2 separate regions of the Homo sapiens genome follow, and region 1 is linked to region 2. A link is a loop called in an ENCODE intact Hi-C map of the cell type or tissue named here. Cell type or tissue: mammary epithelial cell. All regions are shown on one strand. Each heading gives the region's core, and the rest is flanking DNA. Links, peaks and the distances in the headings are about the cores only.

Region 1 (10,655 bases), core at 1,737-9,736, 320 kb after region 2:
AAGATTTAGTTCCCAAACTGTCAAATGTCACCTACACTGCACCTGGTTCCTGGTTCCATTTCCTCAGCCTCCTCTGCTACTGCTGTCTCAGTCTAATCTCTGTTTATCCCTTTCCTTGTCATTCCAATTTGATGCATGATCTACCTTCTCTTAGTCTGTGACCTCAGCTCTCCTCCTGCCTCTGGCTTTCATCTCTCTCTTCTCTTTGACAAAACAAACAACCTTCCTGTCCACACCCAGCCTGGTCCACTGGCGCCCTGGACCCATCCTCCCATCGGCCACCCCACAGCCAGAAGCCTCACAGGCAGGAGCTAGCATAGCCCAGTTTGTTGCCAAGTTTATTGCTATTTAAGTATTTTATTTATTTATTGGTTTAGTTTGTCTCTTTTTAATTATTTCCTGAAACAAATATTTAGAAGAAATGCCCAGATATAATAAAATGGTTAAAATAGGAAAACAGGAAAAGCAAGGTAAGAATCACTAATAATTGTACTAAAAACTAAGGTTAGACCATAGCTGTTGTTACAATGGCATTTTCACCAGCTCTGAGCTTCATAAGCAACCACAGCGAAAACCGCAACGGAAAGGGTAGAGTCACTCTGAGTTAATAGAGTTTATATGACCTAATTCTCAAATGAAAGAAGCATATCTGTGCATTTGAAGAAAAGGGAATTCTGCTATTAAACTCTACGAAAAAATAAAAGACTTACCGAGGAAATAATTTTTTACAACAATGAACTATTTCTCTGAGTATCAAAGATAAACAAAGCCGACTCTTCCCTCAAAGGAGAATCTTAAACCAGCAAGAACGGAACATTTTATGAAAGGAAAAGATGCATTCCGCCTTTCAGTTTAAAAGTACTCTCCAGTACTGTCAACATCGGCTTGGTTGGAATGTTCCCTTCATGGGAATGAACAGGAATCTTGACCCTTTCTGTTGTCTTTGACATGATCTAATTTCACTGAATGCTACTATAACTTGCTAGCTTTAATTACCACTTAGCACCTGAAAATTGATACTTTGAAGGCCACTAAGAAGAGCTTTCTAAGCGTCCTCTAAAGCGACACTATCTTTCTTGACAGGTCCATTGTGTGAAATAGACTCATCATTTCATTACTCCTGGACATCAAATTGCTGGGAGCCGAAGCTCATTCCCCTCTCAGCGTGCCCCGGCCTGACAGCTCCTTTACAATGTTTTTGAAATTCCATTATCTCCAGTAACCTCTCTGACCTGCCCTTTGCATGGATGGCATCTTCCCTCGGGGGTGGGGGGTGGTGGCTACCTTCAACCTTTCCCTTTTACAGGCTGCTGAAAGCTATTCTTTTAGAAGTCAAAGGAGAGTTGGAAGCCAACAAGTCATGTATGGAGAACTTCTTTTAACTTTCCCCTAAATTATCTAAGTAGACAAACCCAGCTGCCTCAGTAAATGATTCATTGAAAAGGCAGAGATTACAACCGAAGTGTTTTCCTTGACCCGGGAAGTGATCGGAATTGGATCGTAAGTGAAAATGCCAGATTTGCAGTGGCCTCAGGCACATGCCAACCTCCTGGCATTGCAGCAAATGCCAGGCCTCTCTTGCCAAAGTGAAGCTGGGGGTTTGCATGTCCCCGGTTCACCAATGTGGGCCACAGCCTTGGCTGATAAGATTGTCAGAAGCACCAGCCATTCCAAGGAGACGACTGAGAGCCTTGGGTGATGAGGGCGCCTTTCAATTAGCACTTTGCTCTGCCGAGCCAGCCGGCCAGTCTGCCAGCTGGCACAGAGCGGACCATCGGCAACCCCAGCCTGGGCAGCACAGCCAACTCTGTGAAAAAGAGACTGCAGTTAACACTGGCAAGTAACAAAAACAAATCAGAGAGGGGAACTGGGAGACAGGTGGTGTGGGGGGCCCTGGTGGGGCCAGCCATCCCTGAAACTCCTGCCTCCAAGGACAGGGGAATGTGGCAGGAGCATATGAGAAGTTCAGGAGTTCAGACCTGACCCTTCTATACGAGTTGGAAACTCACCATCCTGTGTCTCCATCTTAGATATGGTTGCCTCAATCTTTCCTGTAAATCTATGTCTGAAATAATCATGTTGACTTTTTTGTAGTTTGGGATACAAGACAAAATATATTTTAGACTAAAAAGTGTAGGTGAGTTGTTTTTTAAAAAAGAAAAAAACTCTAACAACTATTGACATGATTCTTAGCAATCTTCCTTTCATGTGTTGCCTGGGAGACACCACCGTGCACTTCGAAAGCTCCCTCTTTCTTTAGAAAACTGCCGCCTGTATGAATGGCACTTTTGCTGCTTTTTATTAACGTACAATGGAGGAGGCAGGTCATCGTCACAATTCCATAGAGAGAAACACCAGCTTCTTGCAGGTGTGTGGGCAAGATTCACAGGTGTTTCTGGAAATCTAATCTGGGCACAGGGATTTGTCCTCATCGGCACATGAAAGGTGTCGACGCCTTCCTTGAAATCTGCCTGCAAGGAACAGTTCAGCCCTTGCTTGGCACCAGCCATGGTGAGGGCAGGGCCACAACATGAGATTCCTTTGCTGTCGAGAAATCACCTTGATAGCAACTGCTACTGTTCATAACAGCATGGAAGCCGGCCCTGGCGTTGCGCACACAGAGCTGGTGAAAGCCTCCATTACCTCTCCCAGTGACTCCTGCAGACACACGGCACCCGGGGAGAGGGGAGGTGACGGGCTAATAATTGGGAGTGATAAGGAGCTGCTAGGGGGCAGGGCGAGGGCTTGTCCTGTGTCGACTCTGACAGCGATCAAAGCCAGGCCTTGGTTCCTCAGCTCTCCATTTTGCTAACAGTCTGAAGAATACAAAGCGAAAAGCAAAAGATGCCAAGAGCAGTGTTGCTTTTGAAGGTGAAGGCGCACTCTCCAGCCTGTTTCTCTTGGTAAGTGAAGACAGGAGCAGCAGAGTCTATGAACAAACAGGGATTTCTCTTCTGTTTTGGAAACCCTGAGCACGCCAAAAATAAATTTCGGTTTGTTGGTTGGTTTGACATCTAGTTTTGTTTTGATCACTTGAAGGGAAGAGCGGGGAGATCATAGCTGGGCCTTGGGAGAAACAGGGAAATTCCAAGGAGAAGGTTCCAGGGGGAAGAGGAAGTTCAATTTTGAAAAGTGTCTTTTATACCAGGCCTCCAGAATTACTAGGTGCTTTATTCGGGTCTAAATAAAATCTTATTGACTACAATAGCAGCAATAAAAAGAAACAGAAAATCCCCATGCTGTGTTACCCCCGTTAACACTACTTGTTTTTAGATGATTTAATCTCATAAGCATGAGAAAGCAAAAGCGCTGAAATGCAGGGGGCACCTATTTGGTTTATTCCTTACTCCGCTTTTTTGTTTTGTTTTGTTTTGTTTTTTGTTTGTTGTTTGTTTTGTTTTTTTGAGTCAAGATCTCACTCTCGCCCAGGCTGGAGTGCAGTAGCGCAATCTCGGCTCACTGCAACTTCCGCTTCCCAGGTTCGAGCAATTCTCTTACCTCGGCCTCCCAAATAGCTGGGACGACAGGCGCGTGCCACAATGCCTGGCTAAGTTTTGTGTTTTTAGTAGAGATAGGGTTTCACCATGTTGGCCAGGCTGGTCTCAAACTCCTGACCTCAGGTGATCCTCCCACCTTGGCCACCCAGAGAGTGGGGATGGTTTATTCCCTACACTTCATGCCCAACTTTTTCTTATTTGAAGAAACTCTGAAGCACTTTTTGCTTTGAATATATTAAAGCGAAAAAGAAAAGAAATAATTAGTGCATTATCCTTACCAGCATCCTGTTTCCTAATTCTAGAGAAAATATTTTTACTGAAAAATAAAACTTCTCTTCCAGTGATGCCAGTGCTGGCTGCAGTGTCTCCTCCATTTCGCCTTGTGCTCTGACCCCAAATGATTCACCTCTCCTGGGATTCACAGCCAAGCCAGCCCCGACAGGGTCTCCGATATTTAGTGAGGATCCTTTCCTGCTCTCTGTTCCTTCTTGACCTGTATCTCCTGTTTCCTAAGGCCTGTGCTCACCCTAACTGATGCCCCTGCTAGGGACAGTAAGGGAGAGTGTGGTTAGGTCCATTTGTGGAAACGCCCACACGAGTGTTTTAAGCAGATTAGGATCCCATTGGATTCCTCTTGCTCATTGAAGCCTGTGTATGTTGCATCTAAATAACACAAAATACAACAGCTGAGACATATTGAGTACTCAGCATGTGCCAAGCACCTCGGAGCATGGTCTCATGTGTGCCTCACGACAGCTCTGTGAGCGGTGCTCTTACCACTGAAGAGAAAACTGAGGCTCATGGAAGTAAAGGAACTTAGCTCTGGTCACAGAGGGGGCAGAGGGAAGAGCTAGGATGACAGCAGTCGGCCTGACTCCAAAGCCCCTTCTCTGAGCCAAAACAGTGCATCCAAGCCATTTTTAATATCACAGCTCTTTTTTTTTTTTTTTTTTTAGGTGGAGTCTTGCTCTGTCACCCAGGCTGGAGTGCAATGGTGCAGTGGCATGATCTCGGCTCACTGCAAACTCCGTCTCCCAGGTTCAAGCAATTCTCCTGCCTCAGCCTCCTGAGTAGCCAGGATTACAGGCGCCCACCACCACGCCCAGCTAATTTCTGTATTTTTAGTAGAGATGGAGTTTCACCAGGTTGACCAGGCTGGTCTTGAACTCCTGACCTCAAGTGATCCACCTTGGCCTCCCAAAGTGCTGGGATTACAGGCATGAGCCACCAGTCCCAGCCAGTATCACAGCTCTTAATTTGAAAAATGGAATGTTTGACTCCCGTAAGTCCATCAGCAACATCAATGAATGCTGCTTTCTAGTGGAACTCCCCCTGTAATCATCACACTATTCCACAAGACACAGGGAACTACGTTGTTCTTTCTATAAAGGTATAACATGAAATGCCCCTTGGTCACCAACAGAAAATGCGAGTGTCCCCACAACACCTTGCAGTTTTGGCAAATGCCTTAAAATGTCATTGCCGTTAGTACAATGTACTTCTGAATTATACTAGATCTTGTTACTTAAAGAGTTAATCAAGAGGCACACGTAGTACTAGATCACAATTACTTCAATATTTTGATAACTGTATTTCAAGATATTTGGTTTCCTTTGATAGCTGTTTCAATATAACTGGTTTCCTTGGTGCCCGATGTATTTATGTTATGGGTTTAAAAATATTATTCTTAGAAGGGGCCCACGGGCTTCATCAGACTGCTAAAGAGCTTCTTGGCACAAAGGTTGATTAAGAACTTCTTCTACACTGCCTCTGTTGCATGCAAAAATCATGCCTCCTCAACCATGAAGTGATTTTCTTTAAAATGGACATGTCACTTCTCCTTCACGGGGGAGAGTTGGTTTCACAGATGAGGCATACCCTTAATGCTGGGAGGGTGTGGCCGGCAGGATCTGCAGGGCCCAGCCGACTTTCTAATCGGTCTGGTTTCACCTAAGAGGGCAGCCCCACCCGGTCTCTGAGTCAGCTGTGCACAAAGCAGTCGGAACTGACAAGGTAAAGAACGCCTGACTCCTCTTTACAAACCCCAGGCTCCATTTAAACTGCAGATTCCGCGGGCATTTCTTCTTATCTAACTCCGCCCTGTGGGTTCCCAGGCGCTGACTCCCTCATCCTGCAGTTTCAATCCCTGCCTTGACTCATCCTCCTGGGCCTGCCTCTCCCCTCCAGAGTGCCTGTTCCTGCCTGCTCGGTGACTGAGCTGATCTCTCTAGGAATGACCTGTGTGCTGATCAAGCCGACACGTCTCTTTGCTTCCCGACGTCCTGATATGGCAGCAAAGGGTGGTAGAATGAAGTCATTCCTGCAAAAGAAGCTGTGAGAGGAAATACAGATGCAGTGGCTGAATATGAAAGTGCTTATGTTCCCAAAGGAAGAAAATGCTAAATCTCAATTAGAGGTTGGAAGAAATAATGACGCAGTCTTTTTACTTTTGTTCTTGCTTTTGTGTGTAGTTTTGCTTCTTTTTTTTTTTTTAATCTGTCTGGGTTTGCAAATCTCTGAATAATATCCACAAAGCCATCAGGGGTTCCAGGTTCCAAACCCTGCCATGTGTGATGGTAAAGGTGGCTCACATTTCCCAGGTCCTCCTAAGCTGTGGGTAGAACAGGCTCCTGTTTACACTCATGACTGGAATTTCCCTAGCCCGTCTACCTCCCTTTTAAGCACCTTTAAATTCCCCTTAATCAGTGTAAAAGTTCTCTAGGAAGGTCTTACGTGTGTTCAACAAATTCCTCTTGACTACAAGGAGGTGGTCACCATTTTCCTCCTCTGCTGCTCCAGCTAACTGGGTGTTATCCAGCTTCCGGTCCGTAAGGAGTGACCCAGTGTCCTCTGAAGTCCCCACCCTAGTGACATGCCTACCAAGGGCCATGGCACTGTGGCTGTGGCCTGAAGTCAGCCCCCAGCATGGAAAGCTGGGCTGAGCCGTGCTTTTTGAAGGGAGCTGGTGGGACACAGGCCCGGCTTGTGGCAGCACGCTGAAATGTTTTCTGAATTGAAGTCGTGTGCTCTCACCGCACAGCAGAGATGGCAGTGAGACTGCTCTTCAATGTGTACATTTCCTCCATTTCAGTACCTTGCTCAGGCCTCTGACGGCAGCATGTGAGGGCTGAGGGCCAGGCCAGAGCTGAGGGCGGAGTGGCCAGCAGTGTGTGTGCCCTCGTGCATCAGGTGTCCCTGCTGACCCTGGCATTTGGCATTGAGTCAGGCTGATAAGCCTTGTCTCTGTCTGGTTTTCCGACAATCCTTTCCCAGGAAACCTCTTGGGCAAGTTTGCATTCACAGCCTCAGGCACTGGGACACAGGTTTGGGGTGGGCTAACCCACCTGGTCCTCCAGCAGCCCTAGGCAGTCGTGAATCCTGCGGGGCTGCAGTTGAAGCGCAGGCCCAGACCCCGTCTCCCCATCAGGGCTGAGAGAAGCTGCGCCGTCCTGGAGTGAGTTTCCCACGCCCGCTGCTAGAAGTCCAGTTCAACAGAACAGAGCCGGCCAGAGCCTTTGGGAAGGTCTTCACGGCAGAAATGGAAATTGTAGTTTCTATAAATGTTTGCCAATATTCTTTTTATTGGCATATTGTACCCATAATAAATTATTTGGAACTGTTGTCAGTTGTAACTCAGTAATTATTATTAAGACAAACCCTATGGGGGCTGCTAATTTGCTCTTATGCATTGGCATTGCAATTTTTTTTCTTTTTTTTTTTTTTTTTTTGTTTTGAGACGGAGTCTCGGTCTTTTCTTCCAGGCTGGAGTGCAGTGGCATGATCTCGGCTCACTGCAACCTCCACCTCCCGGGGGCAAGCAATTCTCCTGCCTCAGCCTCCGGAGTAGCTGGGATTACAGGCACCTGCCACTGCACCTGGCTAATTTTTGTATTTTTAGTAGAGATGGGGTTTTACCATGTTGGCCAGACTGATCTCCAACTCGTGACCTCGGGAGATCTGCCTGCCTCGGCCTCCCAAAGTGCTGGGATTACGGTGGCTCACGCCTGGCCTGGAATTGCAATTTTGATGCGCTACCCTGAAAGGAGAAGTGAGAGGAAGCAAATGCTATCATCCTTGGTTATGACTTTTTTAAAATTAAATAATTGTTAAAAAAAAAAAAACTATCTTTACCATTCACTGAATCTGCTGTATGTAAATGCATCAACAATAACAAATGCAACAAAAGCAAACAATCTTATTTCAGACAGTGCTGTTTTAAGCACTTTACTTATATGCAACCATATAACCATCATGACAGCACGAGGAGATTGATACTGCTAGTTTCTCCATTCTGCAGATGAGGAAACTGAGGCACAGACTTAGAAACTTGAACTCATTCTGAGGCAAGATTTTAAGAACTATAACCCTGCGGATGCAAGAATGTCTTCTCGCTTGTGAACTGCGTCAATGGCTTTAACACCCATAGTACACTGAACTCCTTTTGAGGATCTTAAAATTCCACTGCCAGTGTTATTCATTCACACTATGGATTTTGACCTATTGGAAATTGAGGAAAGTAGTGAAATAAATGTAATGAGGCAGGTTGTTTTTAAAACTGGAAGGGAACAAAAATATATACAAAACATCAGATTACATCATGTATGATAATAGTAAATTTTTCATGAAGTTTTGCTTTAGTTGTGTGGTGTGTGTGTGTGGTGTGGTGTGTGTGTGGTGTGTGTGTGTGTGTGTGTGTGCACGTGGGTGCATGCTAGGTAACCGTGTAACCTAGCTGGGTTGCAGTCTAAAGGATTTGACAAACACTGTCCCCAGCCAGGCAGGGTTGTGAGAGTTTGGGCACTTGCTGAGTTAACTGACCCTCCCGGCGAACGTGTAACTGGTTCCTTATCCTTATCTGAGCTGAGGTATCATACCACTTGGCCTCTGCAGCACAATGCCAGCTGTGAGCTTCTTTCACAGTGAGAGGGAAAAAAAAGCATATTATCTTCATGGCATGAGTTAAGCACAGACCCCAGAAATGGAGCCCCCTCCCTCCTCGGCATGACTCACCTGTGATGCTAATCACAGAGGAGCTACAGCAAGCCTTCCTTGTCCTCCCTCCCTCCCTCCGATCGCCCCTCCTGAGGGGACCTGCACTGGTGTTTCTTCTAGGGTAGAGACTTTCACCAACCTGGCAACTTGTTAGAAGCTGGTGGATGTTATCCCAGGAGTGCCAGCCCAGTGGAGGCCCCACGTCACCCTCCCTGGGTTCTAATTATGGGGATCCTTGCCTACCTCCTCTGAGACGTGAAAACCACTTTGTGATTGACTAAGCCATCTTCATTCTTGTATTTTTCATGCTCCTGGCTTAGGAGCCGGCATAGTCACAGCTCATTGCATATTTGTTGAATTTGTGAGGTTTTGATTTTGATGTGTGCAAACATTTCGAGACATAATTTGAACGAATCATTAAAAAAGTAAAATTATTAGCTGAGCATGGTGGCATGTTCCTGTAATCCCAGCTACTCAGGAGGCTGAGGCAGGAGTATCCCTGAGCCCAGGAGTTTGAGGCCAGCCTGGGCAACATAGTGAGACCCCCATGTCTAAAACCAATGCATAAATAAATAAAAGTATTTAACAATTTCTTCAGAAAAACGTACAAAATGTAAGTACCTGGCACATAACATGTTTTGAGATGCGGTGCATGCATAGATCTATGCTAGGAAATATAAAGCGATCCTCAAGAAGACAGAACTCCTGGCCTGTTAAGCTGTGTTGTTTCAGCCTAATGTTGTCATCTGACCCTTGTACTCAGAAACTTCTCAGGCTGTCTGGACCCAGCAGCAGCACGGCCTGTCTCCAATCTTAAACCTTTGTGCGAATAGCTTCATGACTATGAGTCTTTGTTACCTGTTTATCATAAAATTTGGAAATCTGAATCACTGGCAGAAAATGTTCAAGGAAATTGCTGGCTGTTGTTTGGTTGAGAGATATGAAAGAGTTAGAGAGTTATACTCTTGGCCATGGTTCCACTTACTGTTTACCTTTCTCTCTAAGAATGCAATGCTGCCACAGGACAAACTTAAGAATGGAGTGACGTTTTTTTTGTTGCCATTTCACATAACCTCTCAAACTTTCTACATGTCCTTATTATTGCCTTCATCGTAACAGCTGCTTACGTTTAATTAGCCAACACATTACCGTGCTCTGAGAATGGGCTGTGCACTGTGAAAATCTTTCAGATTTACGGTCTCATCTGAATCCTAGGAGCCCTTGTGATGTATGTACTCCTCTCTCCATTTTACAGCGAGAACACTTAGGACTGCAAAGTTTATGAGATATGCTCAAGGTCACAAACCATTAAATTACGGGTCTGAAACGCAAATCAAGATGTTTAATTCCAAACCTTTCTTCTTATCCTCTGCTACCCTAGTTGACTGCCCAAGTCCTGGGGAGGCACCCGTCAGCCCAGGACACAGAAATAGCCTCGCCATTCTAGTTTGCATTCACAGCCTCAGGCACTGGGACTTCTGTGTTTTTGTACCACAATACAGCTAATGTTTTGTTGTTTTTGTTTGTTTGTTTGTTTTCTGAGATGGAGTCTCACTCTGTTGCCCAGGCTGGAATGCAGTGGTGTGATATTGGTTCACTACAACCTCCACCTTCCCAGGTTCAAGCAATTCTCCTGCCTCCGCCTCCTGAGTAGCTGGGATTACAAGTGCGCACAACTGTGCCGTCTAATTTTTTGTATTTTTAGTAGAGATGGGATTTCACCATGTTGGCCAGGCTGGTCTCAAACTCCTGGCCTCAAGTGATCTTCCTGCCTTGGCCTCCCAAAGTGCTGGGATTACAGGCATGAGCCACCATGCCCAGCCACAATACAGCTAATGTTTTAATCTGCCCAGATAACATAATCTCTTGATCCAGTGTTAAAGGAAAATGTTCCAAAAATGGATAGAATCTTGACTCTTGTACAGATACAACAATGAATACACAGTAAAGATTTTACTTAACTCATTAATGAGAAAATGGTAAGATGCAACAACCAGTTTCAAGAAGAATACAAAGGACAGACGCAATTTTGCATCAGGAATATAGAAACAAACGTGCAGATGAAGGAAACCAGCTTCTTCCCCGGCTGGGGTGGCAAGTCCATTGAATGTGTGCATCTACCAGGCAGAATTTATTTTTCATGTCTTCAGACAACATTTTGCATTG
Region 2 (10,655 bases), core at 1,709-9,708:
CTGCTGGGTATCAGGACTGCAGCTGGGAATGGGACAAAGAGCTTCCTTGCCCTCAGGAATGTACAGAGTGGTCAGGAAGAAAGCTTTCAAAAGTCAGTCTGAGGAGAGAGTGAAAAGAAAGAGCCACAGGAGCACAGAGCAGAGGAAGCCGTTCTGTGGGAGAGAAAGAGGTTAGGAAAGGATCCCTAGGGGGTAGTCTGCACACCAAGACCCAAAGGTAAACTGGAGTTGGCTAGGTAACAGAGAGAGAGAGAGAGAGAGGATAATGATATGGTTTGGCTCTGTGTCCCCACTGAAATCTCATCTCTAATTGTAATCCCCACATGTCAAGGGAGGGAGGTGATTGGATCATGGGGGCAGTTTCCCCCATGCTGTTCTCATGATAGTGAGGGAGATCTCACAAGATTTGATGGTTTTATAAGGGGCTTTTCCCCCTTAGCTTACACCTTTCTCTTGCCTGCTGCCTTGTAAGACATGCCTACTTCCCCTTCCACCATGATTGTAAGTTTCCTGAGGCCTCTACAGCCATGCAGAACTGTGAGTCAATTAAATCTCCTCTCTTTATAAATTACCCAGTCTCAGAAATGTCTTTATAACAGTGAAAACGGACTAAGACAGGTGTCTAAGCAGAAGGAACAGCTTGGACAAAGGCTCAGAGGTAGTAGAGCCAGAGAGGAAGAAGGTTGCTCAGCCACTCCCTTTAGCAGTGTTTGCATTGGGCCACATAAAAGGTGTTCTCAGGGAACTAGCTGCTGTCTGGCCTGAGTAAACCTTCATCACCTGCAAATGGAGAGCAGTGAGTTAAATACTGTGTATGGTCGTTCGTGAATACATTTTTTCTAGATGCTGCCCTTATTATTTCAGGACCCTTAGTGCTTTTTGTTTAATGAGATGTTCTGTGGGTTTGAACCCTTGTAGTCTTTCATTTGTGTTTCCTTCTCCCTCCCTTAGTTTACTGAGCACCTTAAGGGATGAGTTTGTTTGTTTTTTTTGTAGAACTTATTTGACTTTACATACCTATAAGATTTCATTCTTTCAAGAAATATCTACTACGCATCTTTTGTATTCCTGCACTGTTCTAGGTGCCTGGGATACATCAGAATAAAACAGACAATGATCCCTGCACTGGAGAATCTTTCACGGGAAAGAAGGACTGAGATAAAGTCAACAACACTCACAAAATAATAAATGAGCTAATGATATACTAGACGGTTGTGAGGAAAAAAGAATGTAAGGCAAGGTAGTGGAGAATGTGAGGCTGAGGGGTGCAATTTAAAGAGGAATTTAGGAAAGTCTTCATGGTGAAAGACACTTTGAGCATAGACGATGAAAGGGAGGGAATTGGCCATAGGAATATTTCCAGGAAGAGGGAGTAGTCAATGCAAAAGGCATTGGGCAGGAACAGGTATCATTCTATCATTCTGAAAACTTCAGGTAAGACCATGTGGAAAAGTAGTGAGGAGTTGCAGGAAGTGAGACCAGGCACAGGCTGTGGAGAGTCGGATCCTGAAGTGTCCTGGGGAATCCTGTACCCACTGTGGCTTTTATTACCGTCTCCAAAGAAGAGCCATTGCAAGGGTTTGAACAGAGGCATGACATCATAACCCCACCTGTGTGTTGGAGGAATAATTTTGGCTGTGGGTTGCAATGAGATGGTAGGAACAAGAGCAGATCTCGGGAGGTGGCGAGGAGTCCCTTGTAGCAATCCAGGTGAAGCATTGTGGGGGCTCAGACTGGGGCAGGAGAAGGACAGGTGCTGAGAAGCGTTTCTGGAGAGCTGCGGAAGCAAAGCCAGCGGTGCCTCCTCATTGGTTGAATGCAGCATGCGAGGGAAAGAGAAGAAAGAGTCAAGGATGAATCTAATTTTTTGCCCGGAGCAACTGGAAGGTCAGAGTCAGCACTGACAAAGATGAGGGAGTCTGCAGGGGAGCACATTTTGGAAACAGAGCAGAAGTTGGATTTGCTAAGAATTCATTGTCTCTTAGACTTTTATGTAGAGATATCGGAGGCAGCTGAATATGAGTCTGTAATTCCAAAGTGAGTTCTGAGCTGGGGATATAAACTTGGGAGTCCTCTGCATATAAACAGCAAGCAGTGCCAAGAGATGGGCTGTGGCCACAGAGGGGATAAATGAAGACAGAAGAGAAGAGCATCCTGAGAACTGAGTTCTGAGTCTCTGACATTAAGAGTGACTTACTGTCATTGTTGCTGAACTGATCCACTGGGTAACTCAGGTAAAAAAAATTCAACAGTTCAAGTAATACATTAGATATGTATGTCATTGCCTTTTTGATATTACCATAAATGATATTACGTATTATTGAGAATATGTTTTGGCTCATGCTACACTGGCAAAAATCAAAACAACCATCTTTCAGCAATGACTGTATACAAAGTAGAAATCACACACATCTATTTCAAAAATACATATATATTTCAAAATAGTGCAGAAAACGCTACTGAGTTACTCCATCTCTAAACTATAGCCTAACACAACAAGAACAAAATACCTAGGTACAAAAACAAAGGCTGAGTCAGACAAGCACTAACCTGCTGAAAATGATTTGCATTTGATGAACTCCAAAAGCTGAAGACTAGGAAGAGATCAAAATTCTTGAAGAACTTTGTCTCACTATAAAAATAGATCATACAGGAATCCTAACCTTCATAGCATCAGAAAAAGAAATTATGTAAAACTATTTGCAGGAAACATTTTCCATGCTCAAATAAGTAAGGCCCGATAGCAATGTGACAACACACACAAACACAACCCACTGCCAAAATGTGAGTATTTCAACCCATTATAAAGAGGGGGCACAATTCCAGGGCAGCAGAGAGCACTGGCTGCCTGGAGCCCAGGCTCAGCTCACCCTCTCCTAGATCAACTTCCTTCTCCTCTGGAAAGAACACTGCCCTTTCCACTAATGCACACTGCAGGATGAAAGGGCGAAAGAGGAAGAGAAAAGCTTGAATGTGAGTTCTCTATGCACTTAGAGAAAATTGCATGGTACTTCAGCAGAAATCTTTGAGCAGTACTCAAAGATATAAAAGCAGTATGTCCTGCTAGAATCCTAAACCTTTCAAATGAAAGTTGCCTTACTTTTTTTTTTCTTTTCTTTCCTTTTTTTTTTTCTTTTAAAGTATAACCCTGCAATTTACTGGAGCTGAAGGCCCTTTTTTTTTTCTGACATGGCAGATTACTTTTTTTTTTTTTTTGTAGTGGGATCGAGTGTTGTTGTTAGTTAGAATAAAGGCCTAGACACAAATTCTCAGGCTCCGTTCCTAGTTCTGACCATAGTAATGGGGAAACATCATGTCTTGGAGCAAATAAATAAACGCACATAAATGCATCAGTTCCACTTAAACCCTGTAGGAATGCTGCTATCTCTTGGGAGATACCATAACGACAATGCATACAAGGCCAGTTGTGATTTCCAAAATTCAAAGAAATACAATAGAAGTTGTAAGGGAAATGCCCCGAATGGGAGAAACTGTGTTCACTCTGGGAGTAATTGCTTAAACAACATTTATTTAATCAGCTCCATGACCACTCATAAGCTACAGTATCCTTCAGAATAAATTCCAAAGCTCCATATTGTATTACTACTTTCACTTCAATTTTGGAAAAAGAGGTATACCAGTAGATTTTAAGATGCATCCTTATTCAAATGAAATACAATATTATCCAAAAAATTCCTTGAATCAGTTGCTAATTAACTTGTCTACTTGATAATTTACTTTTGAGTAACAACCGCATACTCCTCTCTGCTTATACTTTTTTACAAATACTATTTTATTGTGTAACTGGTGCACACGTATCATAACATATGCACCAACAAAACGAGTACTTGCTGGAATTTTTCCCATCCAAGTACTAACGAGGCCCGACCCTGCTTAGCTTGTGAGATCAGATGAGATTGGGCACGTTCAGGGTGGTTTGGTGGTAGACACATGTCGGGGTTTCTATTTCAATCAGAAGACAGAAAAATAAGACAGGGAGCATGGGAAATCACCTCCAAAATGGAAAAGGATTCTCCTAGGGTGTCTTACTCATTGTCAATTTCAGGAAATTCCCCAAGGGATATTCCTGAATGTTGAGTCCGTCTAGCTTAAAATGACTCAAGTCATGTAGCAGTTCTCCCAGAATTCTGTTTCATAGACTATTTCTCATGTTCACTGGAATCACAAGAACTGTTTTTTCTTTAAGATATGAATTAATATCAACCAAAATTTAAATTAACCTAATACATTTCTTCCACGGTCTAGCCTCCAACATAACTTTCAAGCATAACTAAGACATTACTTTATTGAATTCCTTAAAAATTGAAAAATTAACTGATGCTATTTTTAATAAATGTCAAGTCATAAATGCAGTCTACATTGCAGACATTGAAAACAATTTGATTTAAAAGGCACAAACTAGCTTTGGTCTTTCTGTTTAATCCCTTTAGTGTAAAAAATGTCCTGTTCCTGACTCATTTCTACACTATATTCAACAAATAGCTTGGAAAATAAATTTTAATGACTCCTTTTGTGCTTGTATATTTTTCTTTAATATCTTCTTATTCATTTTTGAACAAAGAGAAATTGACAGAGTCAAAGACATGACCTTTAATTTTAAAGGAATTTTCTTTTCTTACAAATCTGCTATCATCGTAATCCTAAAAGCACAAAAGAAAGCTAAATTATCTATCCTTTTTTCTTTGACCACAGCAACTTTTAAAATTTAACTTTGATCCAGATTAAATGATAGTTCAGCCAAAAATGTCAAGAGGAGCCTTCTGGAGTTGGGTCCTATGTGTGAGTAGGTGGTTCATGCTGTTTAAAAGGCAGGACTGAACTGCAGCGTGGGGTTGCTATGTAAGGCAGTAAATAATGATTATAAAATGCTTTGTAAACATTTTTAATGTGACACATCAATGCTCTATGATAAAAACTAAAATTCTCCAGTAAAGTATAAGGGGACCCTGTGCTGGCAGAGGCGCTGGCCTCTGGATGAGTAATAGCCACTATTAGTAAAACCTCATAGCTCCTTTGAGAGGGAGGGATTGTGCCATCTTGCTACACTTGTTACCTCCAAATATGGGAAAGTTATTCCTTATTTCCTTTTCAAAGCTTGACTACTGATTGAGAACAGCGGTGTAAATACTTGTTCTCTTACACCAGCCCAGTGAGTCACAGCCACAGAAATTACAGGAGTTAAGAAAGTGCATCATCTCCTTCCTTGGAGAACACGGAGGGATGGTGACTTGCAGTATGGTCTGGTTCTCAAGCTCACAGTGCACCTCTTTTCCTCAGGGCGTCTTCTTCTGTCTATTCATTGCTTATTAAGCTGATACTCACTTAATGTATTTTCTGGTCTCAGTGTAACCTATTCTGCTAGGCCTCACGAAATAACTACCTTTAACGCCATGTTGCCTTTCTGAATGAAAGCAGCCATCTATTCTCACAAACAGTACCCTTAGACCACAACATCTCACCTAAAAAATATTTCTGTATTTTTTTTATCAATAGTTTAGCATTTATCCCTATCAAAATTACCTCTCTTCAATTTTATACAACCAAAGTTTGGACTAATTTTTGCTTAATATTCTAGATTGTGCCCTATTGGTAAATTTTAAAAGCCATTGTTCCCATATCATTGCCTCTATTTACATAAAGCCTAATATAACTTGTCCCATGATATATTGTGTATTACAGTGATGATATCTGCCGTAAACTTTAAACAAATGGTCTATCCACCCATATCCCATGCTGTTTATACCACATGTGCCCTGTTTTGTTGCTTCATATTTTTTCATAGAATCAGTGAACCTACTACACTACTATATTTCTTATTCAAACTCTGTCGTTATTGGGGTCAGTCTGCAATTAATACTCTCATATAGGTCCTGGGAAAGGGAAGAGAGGAAAAAGTGGAGGATGAGGGTAGGTGTATGATTCTTTGGGAGGCACAATATTTTGATTTTCTGGGACATGTTTTCAATACATGCACACACCACATAGATTTTGATATGCTCCCCATTTTGACTCATTTGTCAATTTGGGCAATATGTATCTAGCGTCTCCTATAATCCAGGCTCTGTCCTCCTTACAAGTGGACGTCATTAGCAGAAACTGGAACTACTGAGAGATACAGGCCATAGGTAAAAACCAGCGGAAGGCCCCCTGAGGCCAAGCCCCATCAATGTCATTGATTTTTATTTCAGTGTTTCTCTGCCAATTGTTCAACCTTCCTGAAATTTATTTTCCTAAAGAGAAGAGAGCTTGGATAAGCCATGTAAAATCTCTGGCCTTTGTTTTTCTTAGCTATATAATCAAGCAGTTGACTTGTGAAAAAATATTCAAATATGGACCACATAGGGTTGTATTTGCCAAACGCTTTTTTTTTTTTTTTTTTTTACATCAGGCTAATCAGTCAGTCTACATCGCTATCTTTAACACAGAGTAGCTAAATTATCAATGTGCCTCAAAAAGCAGTGCCAAGGAGGCAGCAGTGGTGAAATAGAGCCCCCCGCATGTGGCAGAGTTGGGTCAGACCACCTCCCAGGGTCTCTGCACAGTCATAGTTCCACATACACTGAAATGTTCTAAACACCCACCTAGCCTCTCACCTTTTACTTGCACTGGAAACGGATGAGCTATATTTTGGTCAGCTCTGGAAAAATTAAAACAAGTAACATTGTTGAGTGCTGGGAAGGATTTAGGGAAACAGAAGCCCCCAGGCAAACTGGCAGGGATGTATTAGTCATAGCCACTCTGGACAGCAATTTGGCAATATTTAGGACAGTTGAAAATGCGCATGATCAATGATCAGGAAACACGAGGGAAACACTTGGAAAATGCACGAGATTATTTACCGTGATGTCCTCTGGAAGAGCCAAAATCATAAATGAACATTTCAGAAGGGACTATCCAGAAAACATGCGGATTGTGCACACCATGTCTCACTGCATGATGGTGAAAAAGACCAAACTAGGCCGTGGGGGGTGGCTCACGCCTGTAATCCCAGTACTTTGGAAGGCTGAGGCGGGCAGATCACAAGGTCAGGAGATTGAGACTATCCTGGCTAACACGGTGAAACCTCGTCTCTACTAAATATACAAAAAATTAGCCGGGCGTGGTGGTGGGCGCCTGTAGTCCCACCTATTCGGGAGTCTGAGGCAGGAGAATTGCTTAAACCTGGGAGGCGGGGCTTGCAGTGAGCCGAGATCACGCCACTGCATTCCAGCCTGGGCGACAGAGCGAGACTCCATCTCAAAAACAAAACAAAACAAAACGAAACAAAAAAAACCCACCAAACTAAAGGGCTGTGTGTTTTGTCTCATCCAATGATGGTAAGTGAAGAAGTCAAGTGTCAGGATGACCCATCACACGTGACATTGAAACACATTTAAGACGACAGTGCACACTGTTTATGGATATCAGTGCACAGGTAATATTGAAAAAATTCTCATCAAACTCAAATTGATTGTTGTTTTGTTCTCAAGAGGAAAAGAAGGAGAGGAATAATATTGTAATGGTGGTCAAAAGGAGCTTGGCTTTATCTACAAGGTTTACTTCCTTTCTCCTTTCTGCCCTTTTGTTAAAAGAATAAATGCATTTGTTTTCCTTTTTTGTGCCTCCTTTTTCTCATAGGAAAAGCACACACATATACCTTTCCCGTGTAGCTTTGAAAAAATATAAGCAGAAAAAAAAAGCAGCAAATATTACATAAGGTATTCAGTTTTAAATGTGGGTGGTGAGAATATAGCTGATTGTTACATTATTGTCATTTTTCCGTGTTTTTCACATTTCTCCAAATGAAAAAAAAATCTACTCTAAAAGAAAGCAACCAACGCTCTAGTCTGTGTCACATTCACACAAACACACACGCACCTACACACACAGCCCTCCACTGTTCATTAGCTGTGAGATTTGGATCACTTAACCTCTCGAGGCCCTGGGTGCCTCTCGGGTGTAATGAAGCCTCACCCAGCTGAAAGCCAAGGGCTGGACTAGACAGCCTCTTGGGAGGGTTTAGTTCTCAGCGCTATAATATTGGCTTTACCTGCCTCTCCAGAGACAGAAGTCAAAAAGCGCATGAACCTCCTCTACCTTCATTTGCCTTTTAGTTCTGGGACCTGTCACGGTGTGCATCAGAGAGCCTGGAAATGCAGCCCTGTTCCAAACCGGCTGTGTCGCTGCTGCAATGACCCCTAGCCAAGCTCTTCTTGTCGACCTGGGAGGGGCGCTGGAGCCAGGGCTGTGCGCATGAGGACTAAGAAGGAACCTTCTCCACCAGACAGGCGCAACAGCAGGCAGTTGGTGGACAGCGGGTAACAGTCAGGGACAAAGGGGAGGTAAAGTCAGCACTGGGGGCAGATGGAAACCAGGGAGAGGGAACAGTGAGAGCAAAGGAACAGCTGTGGGACCAGCACAGATCCAGACGTCAGGAAACGGGGACGTCAAGCCAGAAAAAACACAGCTCTCTAGGTTGACATTCCAGCAAGCATGTCATCTCTGGATGGGAACACGATGGTTATAATAAAAGGGAGCTTGACTAGTTAGTGTCTGAGCAAAAGAGATAAGAACCGTCCAAAATGCATAGACACTATTCTTACTGGCACTGATTCTTTCACAAGAGCAAACACCTGCATGTTTTGTGCATCTTGGTGTGATGATATTACCAACTGACCAGTAAATGAACCATTCATCTCCTCTGTCTGTACTCTTCTCATTTCGCTCCAGTACCATGCCTTAAATTTAGGAGAGCAAAATATCCCCTGCTGTAGCTGTGGTACCTAACGCCACGATTAATTCCAATTGAGAAAATTAGCTCCTTCAGATCTTATGAACAGCTCTACATTTTTTTTTCACCCATTCCACAGAGTAGGGGAAAAACATGGAATAATCACTTTCTGTTACATGTTTTTAAAATATCATCCTTTTATATAAATATGAAAATTTGCTATTTCATACTTTTAAAAAAGCTAGAACATCAATCTCTTCCCACCCCACCCAAATAGGTGTGTTGGTTGCAGTGGCAATTGAGTCAATATGAATTTCTAATCACCTAGAATAAATTATTAGACTAAGCAAGTATTCAAAGAACTGTTTCTTAGCCAGACTTATACCAACCTCTCTTTAGCAGCAATCTCTCTTACTGTATAATATGTAACAGTAAGAACTAGACAGGAGTTATTTCAACAAATCCCAGGTGATTGGCCTCAAGTGACTGTTACAAGTGAAATTTCACAACATGGAAGCTTTGCTCTGTGAATTGGCTTTTCTACACTGATTTAAAAATTCTTTTACCAGATGTAGGTTTTAACTACACTTAGATATACCATTTTCATATATATAATTTTTCCCTTAGTTCTCAAATTCCATCATAAAATGGGAAGAGTGATACAGACACTGTTTCTCTATGTGGAATTTAATATGTAAGATAGAGGGTTTTTTTTTCCTTCTGGAAAAATGTGAATTCACATTGTTCCAACAGTTGGAAAATTATTCCTCTCATGCCAAACCTATAACAGGGCAATAAAATGTGTAGCAGTTGGGTGGAGCTCCCCAGATTCCAGAAGTCTGCGAAATTTAGGGGCCCCCAAGTTTAAAAAATAAATGCCTGTTTATTTTGTTCTTAACACATTTCTAATTTGTTTTTGCAGATTGTTCTTTATTAACAAGAGAAAGCTATTTTTGTATTGTTGCCAAGAGACTTCAGAAACCAACAGCCTGATCAAAATAGTAACTTCCTGTAATGAGCAGTCTTGCTGGTTCAAAGATATTTAATTCTATAATTTTTTTTTTCTGAAAATGTAAGTGAAGGGCTTTTAGCATTAGTGACACGACTTGCCGCTGTGGAAACCTGCCCGAAATCAGCCTGGCCTACTTTCATTGCTATATCAGGCAAGTTAAGAACAATGCTTTTCTCTTTAAAACACTATAGCACTTTTGAATATACTGACAGATTTATGTATTAGTTCCAAATGCTATTTGCTTGAAGTTTCTTTAAAAATGATAGGCTAACAGAAACTGTAATACAAAAAAAAAAAAAAAAAAAAACCCTGACTTATTGACAGTATAACGTAATTTACAATCCATTCTAAAATAAAGTTTGAAATTTAAATTTTCCTTCATTTTTTCCCCTGAAACTTCACATACGTAAAATACAAAATAAGTTACCAGTGACACAAGCTATGCTATTATTAATTCTTTTCTCACAAGAAAATAAAATACATTTCTTGTGGTAAGTTTTCTGCACTAAGTATGCTAGCTCTTCTAATATATACCAAGTTACTTTGTGAGGTACAATCGTTTATCTATTGTAATTGTAAATTGTATTGCGGTGAAGTTCTAAAAATACTTAACATAGAATTTTCTCTTTAATATTCAGATAGACTAATTTTGTGTGTTGTTTTACTGTACGTTTCTCTAAGTTTATTTGAAATATGCTCTTTGGCTCTGTATCAGTTGAGAGGCAGTGCTATGAGGCAGGAGAAAAAGGCAAATTATAGTGTAGAGTACCTTTCAATGTCAAATGATAAGTTAAAAGCTAAGCAATTGGAAAGACATAGTTTGGGGCTGGTGCAATATCAATATGCAATGATACCAGAGAAGGGATTTTATAACCTTAGGAACGGCTCACCTGGAATTACTGAGGCATGGAA

What was found. Peaks named below come from ENCODE experiments on the same cell type or tissue, not always from the same donor. Only the 100,000 strongest peaks of a DNase experiment are listed, where the experiment ranks them.
Region 1: a loop joins it to region 2, with 7 times the contacts of the local background. A loop is called at or near these places in 3 of 110 quality-filtered maps.

The regions. Positions count from the first base shown.
Region 1 is chr13:106,466,679-106,477,333 of GRCh38, forward strand. It overlaps LOC105370346 (a long non-coding RNA gene), which reads right to left. Exons shown (of 2, transcript XR_002957491.2): 2 at 5,069-7,533. Among named protein-coding and RNA genes, the nearest start is that of EFNB2, 64 kb to the right of the region's middle. RefSeq lists enhancers at 5,095-6,294, 6,572-7,259 and a silencer at 5,463-5,757. In mammary epithelial cell, for the core only: no CTCF peak of the experiment used is centred there; DNase peaks (open chromatin) are centred at 5,563 and 6,153; H3K27ac peaks cover 2,841 bases.
Region 2 is chr13:106,151,542-106,162,196 of GRCh38, forward strand. It overlaps the pseudogene RNA5SP38. Among named protein-coding and RNA genes, the nearest start is that of LINC00460, 220 kb to the right of the region's middle. In mammary epithelial cell, for the core only: no CTCF peak of the experiment used is centred there; DNase peaks (open chromatin) are centred at 4,070 and 5,140; H3K27ac peaks cover 5,074 bases.